Linked DNA regions of Homo sapiens: region 2 is linked to region 1. The links are chromatin loops, found by intact Hi-C in ENCODE. Cell type or tissue: psoas muscle. All regions are shown on one strand. Links, peaks and the distances in the headings refer to the core of each region. The heading gives the core; the rest is flanking DNA.

What was found. Peaks named below come from ENCODE experiments on the same cell type or tissue, not always from the same donor. Only the 100,000 strongest peaks of a DNase experiment are listed, where the experiment ranks them.
Region 2: it touches region 1 in a loop (1.9-fold over the local background); 1 of 110 quality-filtered maps calls a loop at or near these places.

Annotation. Positions count from the first base shown.
Region 1 is chr5:7,411,045-7,419,765 of GRCh38, forward strand. ADCY2 (adenylate cyclase 2) reads left to right here. Exons shown (of 25, transcript NM_020546.3): 2 at 3,529-3,726. LOC105374646 (a long non-coding RNA gene) reads left to right here and starts at 3,994. Exons shown (of 2, transcript XR_925763.3): 1 at 3,994-6,906; 2 at 8,186-8,721. In psoas muscle, for the core only: no CTCF peak of the experiment used is centred there; a DNase peak (open chromatin) is centred at 4,317; H3K4me3 peaks cover 1,842 bases; H3K27ac peaks cover 5,000 bases.
Region 2 is chr5:7,490,052-7,498,772 of GRCh38, forward strand. All of the region lies in intron 2 of ADCY2 (adenylate cyclase 2), which reads left to right. Among named protein-coding and RNA genes, the nearest start is that of ADCY2, 98 kb to the left of the region's middle. In psoas muscle, for the core only: no CTCF peak of the experiment used is centred there; a DNase peak (open chromatin) is centred at 4,910; H3K27ac peaks cover 2,382 bases.

The DNA.
Region 1 (8,721 bases), core at 1,767-6,766:
TGTGGCCTGTAAGCTCGTACATCCTCTAGTGAATACTCTTCTGTTCTTCCCATGACACCCTCATGCAAGGTTCTCAAAACTCCTTCAGAGTTAGCATTCAAAGGCAGATACAGAACAAATTGGTGGCTGTTCTCTTCCTTGAAGAGTCTCTGTTTTTCAGTGGGCCCAGCTTTTGCAAAGGTTAGGGTCACAGGCCTCACAAGCAGCAGCTGACTGTCTCAAGCCGTTGGCCGTCAGAGCCTCTGGCTCACCCTCTGAGGTGGGGGTGTGTGGTCTGAGGATGACTCTCCTCCTCTGCTATGCAGAACCCACCTGCTAACGTCACCCATCTGGGGAGGGCAGGCACACCACCAGCCACTGAGGATCATGACCTAGATTAGGACTTCAGAGGTCAAAGTCCTCTTTATAGTTTGCAACTGCATTGTCATAAAGATGTATGTAATCTTTGACCCTAAGAGTTTGTGCTTTTTTGGCTGTTCTCATTTTGAAAGAAATTTAAACATTTTTGCAGGACTCTAAGAGGGCTGTAGGACCCAGACACTGTGCTCACTGTGATTAATGATGGAGAAGTCACCTGCAGCCCTGACAAATCACATCTCGGGGATCTGATTTTTAAAAAAGAGAGAGAAAAAATAGAGAGTTTACAATTTAGAACCAAAATCAAAATCAAGTCTTACATACTTTACCCAGAAAAATAAGACACTGGGTCTCTGTCTTGTTGACAGAGAGATCCTTTAAAAGAGAAGCACGGCCGGGCGCGGTGGCTCACGCCTGTAATCCCAGCACTTTGGGAGGCCGAGGCGGGCGGATCACGAGGTCAGGAGATCGAGACCATCCCGGCTAAAACGGTGAAACCCCGTCTCTACTAAAAATACAAAAAATTGGCCGGGCGTAGTGGCGGGCGCCTGTAGTCCCAGCTACTTGGGAGGCTGAGGCAGGAGAATGGCGTGAACCCAGGAGGCGGAGCTTGCAGTGAGCCGAGATCCCGCCACAGCACTCCAGCCTGGGCGACAGAGCGAGACTCCGTCTCAAAAAAAAAAAAGAGAAGCACGGGAAAGCTCTTACAGGTCATTCCGTTTCTTCTCTGCTTCCTGGAAGGACTATATCAGCATCTTCTTGTTCCCTGGTTCCCTGCTCTACTAATTGTCACTTTACAGTCATGCATATTTTTGCATGGTTTTTCAGTCTTTCTGGAGATCTAAGAGCCAGTAAAGTCAATGATTGTTTCACCCCTGCTGGGATAATGAAATGACTGGAAAAAAAAGTCATACTAGGAAATAGGTTTCCTGATTATTTACTGGTTAGTTTTCTGTCCACAGCTCAGTGAGGCTCATTTGGGGAGGTTTAAGTTAAATCAGTTTTCATGGCACCATGTGTGCAGTGGTCATAATCTCAGATTTGATGTCCTCAGATAACACGCTGTCATGTCCCACGTGTCCGTTTGTTCGTGGTGTCTGAGTGCCGGGGAGTGCTCGCAGCCTGGCAGACACCTAATACCCTTTTGCAGCAATTGTAAACTGTGTCTGAGGGTAAGAGTAATAACTTAGGCACTTAATCGTGGCTAAAAATAGCAGTGGAGGGAGAGAAAAAGAACATCTCATTTGATCTACTTGTTTTCTGCCAGTTCTGGAAACACACATTCTTTCGGCCACGGCAACAACTAGCCCCATTCGGTTGAGTTCACTGTCTGCTGCAGGACCACAGACCCACAGGCTATGCCTGGCTGGAGGCCTGTCTCACCCACCAGCTGGACAATCCATGGCAGCCCTTCTCTGTGCCTCAGTTTCGTCAGCTGTAGAATGGAACTAACACTAGTGCCCCCCATCCTGCCTGCCCCTACCAGGATGGTGGTTGTAAAGATTAAAGAGGTTAATATATGTAAGCCTGCTTAGCACAAGTAGCACTTACTAGCATTTACCATTCTTGTTGTTCCTCTTGCCTCTTTCCCAGGCATCATTTAACACACATAATTGTGGGAGAGAAAGGGAAACGATGTCAGTTAAGAGGGCTTGGATTCTGGCTTTTTCCCTCCTTGGGAACCAAGACTCCGTGTGGATTTTTGGCTGGTCTGCTCTGTTTCCCCATCTCCCTGTGCTTCGTTGCTTGGTATTTGCATGGAGCCATTTCCAGTGTGAAGTTAGAGCTGCCAGTGGGTGGAATGAACCTTGTGCCCACCTGTAAAGAATAGAGATCACCAGACAGACAGTCCCTTTGTAAGTCCCATATATGGTCCCAGCCTTGGGGTTTTTTTTTTCTTTTTTCTTTTTTGAGACGGAGTCTCGCTCTGGCGCCCAGGCTGGAGTGCAGTGGCGCGCTCACGGCTCACTGCAAGCTCCGCCTCCCAGGTTCACGCCATTCTCTGTCTCAGCCTCCGGAGTAGCTGGGACCACAGGCGCCTGCCACCACGCGCGGCTAATTTTTTTTTTTGTATTTTTAGTAGAGACTGGGTTTCACCGTGTTAGCCAGGATGGTCTCGATCTCCTGACCTTGTGATCTGCCCGCCTCGGCCTCCCAAAGTACTGGGATTACAGGCGTGAGCCACCGCACCCGGCCGGTTTTTTTTTTTAATAGAAGTGTCTGTGGATATTTCTGTTAACTACACATGTTTGGGTGAGGATTAAAGACCTTACACTGTATTCTGTTCCATAGTAAACGCTGTCCATAGCAAGCTTCCAGCATAATGTTTTGCAGAAGCTAAAGCCTAAGCCCAGGCTTGTGTAATCAAATGAAACATAATGTCTGTATGTGGAGTTGAACTTGTGTAGAATGGAAATAGTGGGTCTTTGTCATGTGGTAAGGAAGAGATAAATAAAAAAAAATTGTGTGTCAAAATAAATGTAAAGAAATACATTAGTAAGAAGTGAATAATAAATGCCCATTTTCTTTTTGCTTGTTTCTTTTTGCCATGTTTGTTATTTTATTTTCTCCATCTCTCTTGAGAGAGAAATAACAAACATGGCGCCCTCCTGTATGCATTTCCCGCTCCCTCACGTTCCATATTCAGCACTTTCTGACCCTTTTCTATTAACCTATGATCCCATCAAAACATTAATTGCCATGCATTAAAATAAAAGCTCATCACCATAAAAACAGATAATTTTGAAAGAAGTTTTTTAAATAAAACATTTAAAATCCATTTGCAAGATAGTTTTCTAAGGCCGGGGTTTTTCTGCTCCTCTGATTTAGGGAGAGAAGTTGGTTGTCTTATTTTCTCCTGGCATTAATGTGTTCTTACATTCACTTCTGAATAAAATCCATTTCTGCATTTATCAGGGAAGATGTAACTTTGATGAGATATTGTTTGTCCTATTTTAAATATCCAACATTGGATTATCTATTTAGAAAAACATGCTTATTTATTATGAAACTTGAATTTTAAATGTTCAAACTGTTCTACTTTCAAAACAATTTCTTAAACCCAATATATTCTGACATTGACAAGCGTTGATGACATTTTAACAACATAAATCATTGGTATCACAGTGTCTCTAAATGGTAACTTTTCCATGTATTTTTTTATCTCCTCAGGAAGTTGAAGACCATGTGGCGTTTCTAATAACAGTTCCAACTGCCCTGGCGATTTTCTTTGCGATATTTATCCTGGTCTGCATCGAGTCTGTGTTTAAGAAGCTGCTGCGCCTCTTCTCGTTGGTGATATGGATATGCCTTGTTGCCATGGGATACCTGTTCATGTGTTTTGGAGGCACCGTCTCTCCCTGGGACCAGGTAAGGTGTGAAAATATTTTTTGTACTTCTTTTATGTCTTGATTTGTGACATACTTAGTTCTGTAAACAACTTGGCCTTAAACTTTGAAGAGGAGTCCTATAACTGAGAGCAGAGTCTATTTTTTTCGATTTATATTGCTAAAATTTATTTTTAATCAACAAATTATAATTGTATGTATTATGGGGTACAAGGTATATGTATTTATATCTGTATGTATGTGTATTTATATCTGTATGTATGTGTATTTGTATAGATGTGTATGTGTATGTATATGTGTGTGTGTATAATTGGATACATATGTGTTTAATATAAAATTAAATCTAATTATATGCAACATGTCACTTCCATAGTTTTTTGGTGAGAAGCTTTAAAATCTACTCTTTAAGCAATTTTGAAATATACAATACATTATTATTAACTATGGTCAGCATGTTATGCAATAGATCACTGAATCTTATTCCTCCTGTCTAACTGGAAGTGAAATAAGCCAGGCACAGAGAACAAAGGCTTTTGAAATAGCTGTCTTTGACTCATGGTCAAAGTCACTCTGTCCTCATTTTAGCAAACCCATCGTACCACAGCCAAGGAGCTGGCCGGGGCCTCATACTGTCACTTGTTTCGGATAGCTGAGCTTCAATTCTGTCCGTAGCCTTGTTTTACATCTCGAACCACAGTTTCGACAACTCAGTCCTTCTGTTTCCGGAGTGCCTTGTCTAGGCTTCCTATTTCTCCAGGTGCTTGCAACCCTCCAGGACTGGTTGTTGTCCTTAAATTCCTTCTCAATTACTAGAATTTTCCTACTTAAAGACCCTTCCTACTTCTGTGACACTGATTTTCCCTCCACATGGTCACAAGCTATTGAAGGGGTGGCTTCGGATACCTGCTGAAAAACCCACATTCATTCATTTTGCACCTTTTGAGGCTCTGGGCCTCAGGTCATATCCTGAGGAGAGTGTTGTCTAACTATTGGCTTTTTTCTGTAGTGCTGCTGCTATGTGGGTGGCTGCTCCCAGCATATTCATCTGACAGCGTGATAAATGGTGTGTTGTCTAGGGGACAGGCCTAGGCTGAGATGTGAGCTACTAGTTTAGAGCTTGTCAACCGAGACATGGAGTTTTGAAGCCATCCAGGGAGAGGGTGACTGAGTAGCTGAGAGGGCTGTCGCAGGGTTGATGGGGACATTGAGAGCCAGGGGTGTGCCAGGAACAGGATCTGGAAAGGAATAGAGGAGCCATGATGGGGAGAAGAGAGCCAGTGAGGGTACACTGCTGTAGGGAGGGTTTCCAGGGTTTCCAGAGGGTGTGGACAGAATGGCTCAAAAGCCATGTCAAGGGACAGAATACTGTTGGTGTGCCTCAGTTGGAAAGAGCCCAGAGATGAGCTGGCCAGTGGGTTCTGTTGGTAAGTAGTCATGTGACCTCTGCCAAGCCATTATTCTCTTTGTGCCTCCATTTCTTGGGCAAAGGGAGGAGGCTGGACTAAGTGAACTCAAGTTAGTCTTTATGGCTCTAAGAGGACACTGTCATAGTGGACACAAGACCCGGCGGGCGCCATCACCTCTCCTTTATCACTCTCCCACTAGAGCCCCTTGGAGGGCTGGGCGCGGCCCCCATGCTCTGTCTGGCTTCTTCCTCTCCCTCACACTCCCCGCTCTCTCCTTCACTCTCTGTGCTCCTGATGCCACTTACACTCTGTCCTTCCCCACTCAATTAGAAATCCTGGCTAATACAATTAGACAAAATACTACATAACAATAAGGTAAACATGAGAGGGAGAAAGAAAATTCTAATTATCTGCAGATGACCATACTATCTATACAAATAAACTGGGAGTCTCAGATCAACTAACAGAACTCATAAGAGAGCCCACCACGACTGCAGGATCAATATAAAAACAATAGTATTCTTATGCATCAACATTGACCAATTAGAAAAGGTAATTTTAAAAATTACTGTTTAAAAATTTTCTCCCCCAGCAGCCTAGACATCCTGTTGCGTGCATACTGGTGCCCAGGTAATGTAAACAGGAGAACAGTTAAGATCCTGCTGGTCGGTTGCCTGGATCTGGTGGTCTCTTCTTGCACCAAAGCCATCTTGTTTTAAAGTTACAGGTTTCTAGGAAGACTTAGTGTCTGGGAGGCCAAGTACCTCTTCTTGTTCAGAATGTTTTTAGCTCACTTTTTATTACGGATCAGTTTGTCATGTTCAATGAAAAGTCCATTTGGGTTCTGGATTTAAATTATATTGAATTTCTAAATTTTTGTTATGAAAGATATTTAAAGCCTAAGAATTAATGAAAGGGTCGTGTATAAAACATCCAGAAATATGCTCTTTTTGTGTTTCGTCTTTTCATCAAATGGCATGGCATGTCTATCAAAGAATTCTGATTACTTTTTGTTCCTTCGGAGACTCTTTTTTTTCTTCATAAAATCAATAATAATTTTCGTTAGACTCAATCTTAGGTACCTAAAGTCTTTTTGTTGTTTTATAAACAGAATTTTAAAAATTACCTTTGCTAATTGGTCGGTGTTTATATATAAGAATACTATTGTTTTTATGTTGACCTTACAGTGTCCGTGGGCTCTTCTGGGTTCTGTTAGTTGATCTGAGACTCTCAATTTATTTGTATAGAATTTTCTTTCTCCCTTTCATATCCTTAATTTACCTTATTCTGATGTAGTATTTTGTCTAATTATTTTAGCCAGGATTTCTAATTGAGTGGGGCAGGACAGAGTGTAAGTGGCATCAGATGTTTAACTTGATGGGAACATGGAAGATTCCAGTAATACAATGTTTGCTTTATCATTGTTACTATTTATAATAGAACCAATTAATCAGGATAAGGTCCTTTTGTCTGTCTGGAATGTTCTTGTCCCCAGGTTGCATGTCCTTAGAACGATCTTTCCTGACCCCTATCTGTCACTTCATAAGGCAACATCACTCACCTTGCTTGAGTGTTTCCATGGCACTTAGGGCAACTTATAGAACCTTAAATTACAGGACACACCCCTCTCTTTGTTTATTGATTGTCTGCTGCTGGAACATAAACTTCTGGGCAGGGACATGACTGTCTCTCCAGTATCCTATCCTTACCCTTAGCAGAATGCTGTCCAGCCATTGGCAGCCAGTAGCTTCTCATTTCATATGTTCATTGACAGATGACTGTATTTTCATCTTCAGGTTTGTTGTTGTTATTGTTTGTATTTTAACCTTTTTTGCTGTTGTTGTTTTATAACATGTATTTTGTTTTTTTGACACCATCTGCCTGCTTTTAAAAATCTCCCTAAGGATCATAAACATGCTTGTATCATAGTCATTTTCTCAAGACTGACTACCCTCAGGTGTTGAATTTGTTGGCCAAATTTCTTGGTTTTAGCTCTCCCTGTGTACCTTGACATTTTTGCTTTTACGTACATCTTGAATTCGAATATATTCACCTCTGCCCCTAATATAACCCCAACCATTCTGTGGTTGTCTTTCCCACGCCACTGGGGCCCTGGATCGTGAGTGTATATGAGGCTCAGCCCAGGTATTCCATGTTAATTTTGCAGGTTGGGAGGCCAGCTCAACCTGCCGCCTGGGGATGTTTCTGGGAGGAGCACAGCTATGTCTGCTAGGCCCTCTCACCCAAGGCATGATGCTTAGAAAAGGCCATAGCCAGGCTCAGTGGCTGTAGCTATTTTTGCCCACTATTCCTAAGCCAGGAGCATTGGCAGGGTGTGTGCCTCATGCAGTGGACCGGCTCATACCCCTTGGAGAGACATCGAGTCCTGCCCCTCCTAGAGTCTGAAGTCCTGCCCAACACTTCTAGCTGCCCCTGTCCATTCTATGGGAATGGGGGTTTAAAATGAAATTAAAAACAAAAGTCTACCTTCTGTTTTTTTTTTTTTTTTTTTTTTTTTTGAGACTGAATCTCACTCTGTCACCCAGGCTGGAGTGCAGTCGTGCGATCTCGGCTCACTACAACCTCCGCCTCCTGGGTTCAAGCAGTTCTCCTGCCTCAGCCTCCTGAGTAGCTGGGATTATAGGCACGTGCCACCACACCTGGCTAATTTTTGTATTTTTAATAGAGACGGGTTTCACCATATTGGTCAGGCTGGCCTTGAACTTCTGACCTCATGATCTGCCTGCCTTGGCCTCCCAAACTGCTGGGATTACAGGCGTGAGCCACTGCACCCAGCCCTGGTGTCTTTTACTACAGACTTCATATATGTATACCCCTTAATTAGCCATTAGGAAGTGTTGCGGCACGTTCACTTTGCTCAAGAAAGCACTGTGCTTAGGAAAGCAGGCTGCTTTCAGTATCCTTTAGAATAGAATGGTTCCCACTGGAAGATGGTTAAATTAACAACATAGTTGTAAAGTGATGCAGGAATGAGCCTGCTATGCAGTCAGAGGGAACAGTCTATGCAGGACCACTCTCATTGCTGATACTAATTGCAAGCTGGGGGGTTTCCAGGACTACCCAGAGATTGGACAATTTTCTAGAAGAACCCACGGAACTTGTGACAGCCGTTATCGCTGTGATTAGGGATTGCTACATGGGGAGAATACAGATGCACTTTGGCAAAGAGAAGAGCCCAGGAAAACCGCCAGACATGGAGCCCCTGTTGTCCTCTCTCTGTGGAGTCATGGCTGGTGCTGCTCTCCTACAACCACATGTCACAATGGCCAAAGAGAATTATCTATTGCCGAAGCTCAACTGAGCCTTTGATGTTCAGAGTTCTCCACTGGGGCTCAATCACGTCCTGCCTGCACAGCTGACCTTTAGTCTCCAGCCTTCCGAAGGTGAGGCTGACACTTTTATTCTCCAGTCCCTCTGGAGGTAGCACTGACATCACAGGGCTCTAAGTTCCCATCATAAACCACATTCAGACTGTCCTGGGGTCTAAGCCCCCAGATAAATAAACACACTCTTCTCGGGCAGGACATTCCAAGGGCCTAGGTCACCTTCCAGCAGTTGAGGGCAAGGCCAGACCTCATATAAGGTTAACT
Region 2 (8,721 bases), core at 2,063-7,062, 79 kb after region 1:
AATTATCATTCTTGGTGGGCTGGGGTACTATTTCTGAGAAGAGGCAATGTGCTATGTGATTGGAGGTTCATTATTACTATGACAGTAAGAAAGTTTTCATAGATTAAAATATACATAATTGACATTAGTTCTTTTTCTTATTACAACTAGTAGGTGTTGTTTAATAAGAATAGCTTCTATAAGCGTTGTTCTTTTATTCCATTAATACCATGGTTTATATCTTTAAGAAGTTACTTTCCATGATATTAAATTGAACTATTTTCAAAGGAGAGTATTTAACTGTTTGTAATTCATTGCAAGCTGATTACTGTGTGCCTCACCCACTCATGACCCCTGTAGGGTGAATAGGAAACAATGCATGAACAGAGATATGCCTGCCACTGAGAGGTAGAATGGCCTTGATGAGGTGAATTTAGCACTAGACATTAGGAGCAATGAGGCCACAGAGGCTTTAGTACATACACAGACATGGAAATTCTCCTAGTCTGATTTTATTGTCCCAATCTGAAAAATAAATGTAAAGAATAGAAATGTACCTTATAGGTAATCAGCACATGTATTTCAAAGGCTCTAGCCAGTAAACACACACGCACACACACACATGCATGCATGCACACACACACATGCATGCACACACACACAGGCACACCATCATTTTGGGGATGGTATTGCCTGACAGATGGTTAAGTGTCTTAAATCTACTTGGTTTAAGGTATGCCAAGCAACCTTTCCAAAGACCACCTGAACAGACATGTCACTTAACTGGAAATTTAGAGAAGACCCATTAAAAATGTTATAAATCACAGTCACCGTAAGTCAGGTGTCTGTTAAATAATGGTGTCATTTAATATGATACAAGTAAGAAATAGAAACTCTGAAAATGAAATATACGTAATTGAGGACATAAACTTGAGGGAAAGGATGATGCTATTGCATTAAAAAATAACATGCTCCTTACAATTAAAATACTAGTAAGAAAATCACAAAATGCACACAATTAGATTAATTATGTTACATGGCCATCCAAGAGGTACAAAATTAAATAAGGGGAATGCCTTACTATAATTGATAAATGGTAGCTGAGTGTTTTACTTGGTTTATCAACAAATTATAATTTTATCTATTTAATAACTTGAATTCTATGATACTCAGGATGTATTCTCACATATCTGTGCTTGGTTCAAAAATGATCTAATTAAAAATGATTTTTTTTTTTTTGAGACACAGTCTTGCTCTGTTGCCCAGGCTGGAGTGCAATGGCACCATCTCAATTCACTGCAACCTCCGCCTCCTGACTTCAAGCCATTCTCCCTGCCTCAGCCTCCTGAGCAGCTGGGATTACAGGCTCAAAATGATATATATTTTTTATCACATTACCTACTTTCTTCCATTTATCTTTGTGTTTGTAAGAGGACTTAGAAACTAATAAAAATGCTAATTATATAAAATTGATCCCTGGTGAATCTCATAAGGGAACAAGTTAACCCATTATTATTTTTACTTTGAAGAATCATTTTTTGTTCTTTTCTTTTTGTGCATTATATATAGAAAAACAGTTTATATAATTTTGGTAGATAATTTAGAACATAAGCCATTGATATTTTTAGGTCTAAAATAGATGTTAAAATCACTACTTTATGTAACATATAAGTTATAGCCCCTAACTGGGTTGTTGACATCATATTATAATATGAAACTAATTTTTTATATTATTAATGTTTATCTTTCTTTAATGATTACTATTTCCATTTGGGAAAATTTAGAATGTGTTTTTTATAAGCACAAAACAACCAAACAAGTTGTTCTGTTTTATTCATCTATCTATTACTATATTCTGTTTCCATGTTCCACATTGTGGTCATTTATTAAATTTTAAAAAGAACTAACTGAACTTCCTGTGTGTGCCAGGCTGTCTGTTGCACAGCACTGAGTAACACAGGGGCTCTGCCCTGAAAGAGCACAGGTGTCACGGGGTGGAGGGCACATGGGCCAGGGTGCCAGGTGCTGTAGATGTCTGCTTCTCAGCAGCAGGGATCACCCTCCTGCACTGGACTTGGGTTTTCAGTAGGAAATTCTTGACCAGGTTGAAAGGGCACAGGGGAACCTAGAAAGGGACCATCACAAGGATGGAGGTGAGAAGGACACAAATCACTGTGTCATGCTGTGACCACAGGACAGGGCGTATGTTGGTCAGTGACATGTTTGGAAGTGGGACCACAATGATAGGTGGAGGTGCGATTGTAAAGACCTGTAGTGTCACACCACAGGATGGAATGTTTTGCATTAGCATTGATTAATCATCCAATCTTTTGGGGGCATTGGAGGAATGTGATCATATCCATGTTTCAGCAGTTTTGCCATGGGGAAGTTAGATTGCAGGACGTTAAGACCAGCCCCTGGGAGCTCAGTTAGAAAATGACTGTAATAAGCCATCAGAAGATGAACAGATATTAAAGGAAGGACTGTAGGAGTCAAGAAAGGGAGCCAGAGGCAATGGATATTTGGAGAATTGAATCATCGAGCTGCCAGATCTTATAGATCAGTTAGATGTGGGAGCAACTCTGAGATTCCTAAGTTAAACACTGGGGAGGAAGGTGGTGCCTTTAACAGAGATTTGCATCTGAGAGGAGAAAAAGGCCAGAGGAGGGAGGTTAATGGAGTGACTTGCAGAGTCGTTTGGGGAGGTTAACGGAGTGGCTTGCAGAGTCCAGTTTGGGGAGGTGAAGGTGTTATAATAGTAATGAAGGGTAAATAGAAGACACTATAGTTCTGGAAGTCAGAGGAGGGTGAGCTGCAGTTATAGATTGGGGCTCTTCCACCTGCATTCAGTGGTGCAGTAGTGATGCTGTGGCTGTGATGAGACCCCTGCTAAGGAAAAAGGACATAGTGAGGAGCTGTGAGGGCCCGGGCTGCATCCTGAGTTCATGGCCATTGCTCTTGTGCTCAGCCGGGGTTCTGAGCTATGTCCTGGGAAGAGTGTGGCTGTGGGGAGACAGCTTGACTTCCTCAGTGTCTCAGGGCAGTGGCTAATGGCAAAGAGATTGCAAACCATTGATGTAAGAGAAGGTCAAGGAGTTAAAAAATGAAGAAAAAGAAAGCAGAAGTAAAGTAAGAGGTATGGGAGGAAAGCCAGGAGTCAGCACTGATCTGTAAGTTTGGAAGGAAAGACAGTGAAGAGAAAGCCTGGGTCCATCTCTCCATGAGCTGTCAATGAGGGCATGGGCAGCCTTCCAAAAGGTTCTCAGCAGGGCTTTGAGGGTAGCAGCTCTTCTATGAATGGAGTGGCAGGAAGATGAATAAGAGGAAGTGAGTGCCTGTTACTCCTCTAAGAAGAGGACAGGGGAGTGAAGGAGAGAGGAGAGGGGGTATCGGGTGCCTTTATATAGAAAGAAAGAAACATAAGCCTGTTTTTAAACTGTAAGGATCTGAAAATGGACACCAACATGGATGGACAAGGAATAAATAATTGCTGGAACTCTGTTGTTTAAGGCTGGAAACGACGATGTCTACAATGTGGGGTTAGAGGGGGATCCCTTCCTAGAAGATGTGAAGACAGTAGGCATGCAGCTTTGGGATGGCAGGAGTGTGAATTTGAGGAGATTGGCTCTTGCTGTCCTCTGTTTTCTTAGTGGAGAGAGATAGGACCACACATAGAAAGTGATGGAGGGATAGTGGAGCTGGGAGCTTCAGGAGTTCAATCACGGGATACAACAACTGCTCTGAGATACACAAATTGTTGCTGATTCATCCTAAGTAAAAGAGGAAGTCTTCCATCTCTAGCAACCCTGGCCTAGGGGAAGGCAGGTTGAGGCAGAAAGGAAACTGAGTCAAATAAGTGCAAGTCTGTACCCCTGGCTCAGGTCCATAAACCCAGCAGCCAGCCCTATAACGCTCTCTCCCCGGTCCCGGTGGAAACCAGAGGAGGATCCTCTGGAAAAGCCGAGCTGCAGAGAGGAAAGGTCCCCAGGTCCCTCCTGCTCTGTGCAATGTAGGCTTGGTTCTGCCTCAGCAGTCAAATATGTGCAGACAGGGGCCCCCAGTGATGAGAGGCACAAGCTGGTGCTGAGCTCTGGTGCTGACATGCACCCTGCTTTGCTGGCAGCCCTCAGGTGCTTTTTTCCATTCGGTCCACCCATCCAGGGGAATCACCTGCTTCCTGCTGTTGCCCTATCTCCAGCTCAAGCCTCTGCAACCCAGTCTCACCAGGGCGGATAATCTTACTAAAACTCCAGTGTGGTCAAATCCCACTCCCTGCTTGGAACCCTTCTGTAGCTCCTCATACCCCTGATCAATTCTAAACTTCTTGCTGAAGCTCATGAATCTGCAGGTGCTTTGGCTTCCCCTTCTCTCTCTGCTCTCAACTCTACGCTTTCCCTCCCTCTGCACATGCTGCACTCTACTTTGAAGTCTTTGCATGGGACATTGTGCTTCTTGTAGTATTTTCCCTGTTATTCAAAACTGAGCTGGGTACTTCTTACATGTGCTCAAATTTCACCATCCTTAACCCATCCTAGTGAGCAAGGTCTGGATCCTGTTTCCAAGGGCTCCTCCAGGCCTGGCAGATGGTGGGGGCTCAAGGCTAGTGGGAGTGAACTCTTTAATTAGTGTTAGTGGTTACGGAGGCAGAGACTCTCAGCTCCATTTTAATGCCACAGTAAGGACTTGGTAATGCTGTTGTAGGTTTCCAGCAAAGTGTGAATTGCCTGGAGACCTACCAAGGTGTCAAGTAACAGAATTCAACAAGGTGTTAAGAACAAGAAAAAGAAACAGACTTCATTTTGATTAGTTGAACTTGTAGGTTTGACTAAACTTTAGACAGTGGAAAGGGTGTTGTAACTGTTGGCTCCATCCTTCCAAACCAAGCTTCTCTGAGAGAACACCGGACCAGCTGCCATGTTGTGGATGTGCCAGTGGCTGCACCCAAGGCTTGGCCACACCCTGTCTGGGGAATTGTCCAGCTTTTCCTCATCTCTGCTGTCACTTTGCTTTTACCATTTCTTGCTCAAATTTTCCATGTCTCAAAGATAAAACAAAACTCAGGCAAACCCATATTTAATATCCTGGTGACTATCTTTAGTGCAGTCTAGTCTATAAGCCATGTTTAGGTGCCTGCACATGTATGTTAGCCCTAATCACCCCCGTGCCTCACCTCCATGTTCTGCATCTGACTTCACTCCTGAATATGCTCTAAATAAAAGGAGTTAAATTGGCTTCGTGGGAACTTGTGCCCTTGTTCCTTGTGTGCCAGGAAACGCCTGTATCTCTGTGTCAGGAATTTCGAGCTTCATTGCATCATCAAGCTCTTTTGTTTGGAAGACTCTAGTCTGCTACCATGAACTCTTAAGATAGGATAAATTAATTAGCTTTGGAAATTAATGCTATAAGCATAAAACGGGATATTATTGCAGAAGAATAGCAGACCTTAATATCAGAAATTTTGTTTTGTTCCCAGAAAATGAATCTAAATCTATTTGCAAAGGAGGATAGTTATTTTTGCACAAAATGACCTAAAATGAGTGTATTTATGAATTGCTTTTAATCTTGAGGAGACTAAGTTATTTCATCTGTTGGTAATAAAAGTTGCTTCTTAAATAGTGTTTTATTTCCAATGCAGTTGGTCTCATTACAAGTAAACCTGGAACAATCATACTGTACCTTTTTTTCCCTCTGGAACGTTATGCGAGTATGCTAAATCTGAACATTTTGACATCCTTATCTAAAAATAGTCTGTGAAATACTTTTCATTTCTTAAATTTAGAAATAGATTTGGAGGCACTTTCAATGAATTATTTAGCCAGTCAGTGGAAAGTTTTCATTTTAGAAAAAGGAGTAATCACGTAGAAGATGACTGAATTTATAAAAATAATTTTCTTTCACGCCTACCAATACATGTGTGTTCTTTCTCTGCAAAGTAACCCATTGTAAGTGCAGTTCTCCTAGGCAAGCACTGAAGGGTGGTTGTTGCTGCTGCATAGTCCAAGATTAAAGTGTGAATGGCCTGTTTAAAATGTAAGAACCAAAGATTGGAACTATCAGGGGTTGTCTAAGACTTATGATTTTTCATTAAATATTTGATTTTGAAGGCAAACAACACACCATGCAAAAGGGCATGCTGAATAATAGTTCTGATAAATCCACTCTAATTTATAGGGGAGAAACTCTTAGCAAGATAAAAAATCAAAAGGAAATTTCCTATACACTTTATAAAATGTTTATAAAAGCAACAACATTTTAATAAAAATCGCTAACTCCAAATTCTTAGGAATGTAACATTGGAGGAATTATCATTAAGACGAAGACTAAAGAGGGTGTGTGCTCTTAATTCTGTTGGGTAACACTGTACTTAACCAAGCTGGTTGAACAAGGAGAAAAATGAAAGTATACAGAAAGGATAAGAAAAAATGATCACTAATTGTGGCTATTACACATTGACCTTGATATATAATAGCTGAATGAATTCGGCCATGTTATTTAACCTCTCTAAGCTTTAATATTTAATTTTTCAATTGAGAATATTAATACCATATACTTCACAATTTTGTTGTTAAAATAAATTGGATAATGCATATAAGATTATTATTTTACAATAGTTGACAGAGAGTATGCCCTCTGTAAATTTTAGTCATTTTTAGTATTAGCTCCTGATAAACGAGAGACTCAATTGAAAACCACTAGCATTAATGGAGGGATTAATTACGTTAGGAGTGAAGCTTAACTACTTTCCAATATATAAGGAACAAAAAGTTAGCAAATATAATGGGGCAATAACTTTATTTACATGAATAATATATCTAGGAATATTTTATATGAATATATCAGCAATAATATATCTAGGAATAAACATAAGCAATGGTCAGAATTTCCTTGGCATTAATCGTTTTAGGTCAGTTTTCTCAGGTACTTAATTGACCCTTAAATATATAGACTCAGGTCCTTATTAATTTCCCAACTACACTTGAATTGTTCAGAATTTCTTGAAGAAAACTATCAAACTTTAAGGAATGCCATAAGAGAAGCTATCAATGCATCCAAAGATAAAGCACATTCCCACTTATGAAGATGCAATGTTCTTTAAAAAGTATCAAATTTCCCATCTTTAATCTCTCAAATGAAGGCAGTCTCAACCAAAATACACATGCAAGTATGGGAAGATTAATCACATGTCACTAACAGTATGGAAGATACACAAACAAGAATAACCAGGGCAGTTATATAAAGCAGATCTGTAGAGAATTACTTGAATTTTTGTGATATTAAAATGTATATGGTTTATAATTAAAAGAATAAAAATGGATAGCTGGAACAGAAATAGTTTCAAGTATAAATGTGTCATTTCGAATCAGTGGGAAATTAATTTGAGCCTTCAAAAAAAGTGTTAGCTAACCATTTGGGAATAAAAACAGGAAATTACAGTTTCCAGTTTCAGTATTCTAGTGTCAGTAATATCTAGTTGAGGCGGCCTCATAATCTAAATTTTTTCACACATCCCTCCAAAAAAATTGCATCAATAAGGAGAGCAAATGAAAGCATCCAAAAGTCATTCATAATTCATCCATAATGAGGAGAGAGAAATTAGCAAGCACCTATGTAATTTTTATGTTGAGAAATAAACTTTCACGTACAAGCTACCAGCAGAGCCGGATATGGAAACCATGCCCAGGTGGAATTAGGAAGAAATTGCACCGAAAAAAAAAAGTTGCCTGAACTAAACAATGTTCTTAGTGAAATAATGTATTTAATTTGGCACAAGTTTCTTATATTTATTTAACCAGTTACCAGTCGGTAGACAACACTTTCAGTAGCACCAGACTGAAGGACCAGAATTATCTAAGAAGAAATGACTGAAAAACATAGACAAAAGGACTTAGGGTGTCCATTGAATAAGTGAATATACTGAGTTCTGCAGTGTATTCATTGAAACTGGAAGCATGGGTGAACATTTACAGTGTTTTCTAGGACACCTTCATTTTGTAAAACAAAAACAACAATAATAGTAAAAACAATATTATCTCTTTTCAAACTTTATGGATACTCTGTAGATCCGAGAGTAAAATGAAAGTAGAGACAAGTGTGGGAGAACAGTATATGTAAATGTTATAATTTCTGAAAATATAGAGATAATCAAACTTATAAATGGGAGTAGTATTGACAAGGATATAGAGTAAGTAAAACTCTTTTTCTTTTTTCGTTTTTTTTTTTTTTTTTTTTTTTTTTTAAGACAGAGTCTCGCTCTATCGCCCAGGCTGGGGTGCAGTGGCACAATCTTGGCTCACTGCAAACTCCACCTCCCAGGTTCACGCCATTCTCCTGCCTCAGCCTCCCAAGTAGCTGGGACTACAGGCGCCCCCCACCGCACCTGGCTAATTTTTTGTATTTTTAGTAGAGACGGGGTTTCACCGTGTTAACCAGGATGGTCTCGATCTCCTGACCTCGTGATCCGCCTGCTTCAGCCTCCCAAAGTGCTGGGATTACAGGCGTGAGCCACCGTGCCCGGCCAAGTAAAACTCTTATACAATGCTTTTGATAATGTAAATTGGTTCAACTACTTGAAAAACTGTAAATTAGTATCTACTATAGTTCAACATGTGCACAGCCTACTGCACAGCAATTTCATTCCTCAGTTTATATTCAACATAAATGTTAAAATATATTCATCAAAGATATGTACAAGAATGTTCACAGCAGCACTGTGGTAGTAGTTTAAATTAGAAAACTACCTAC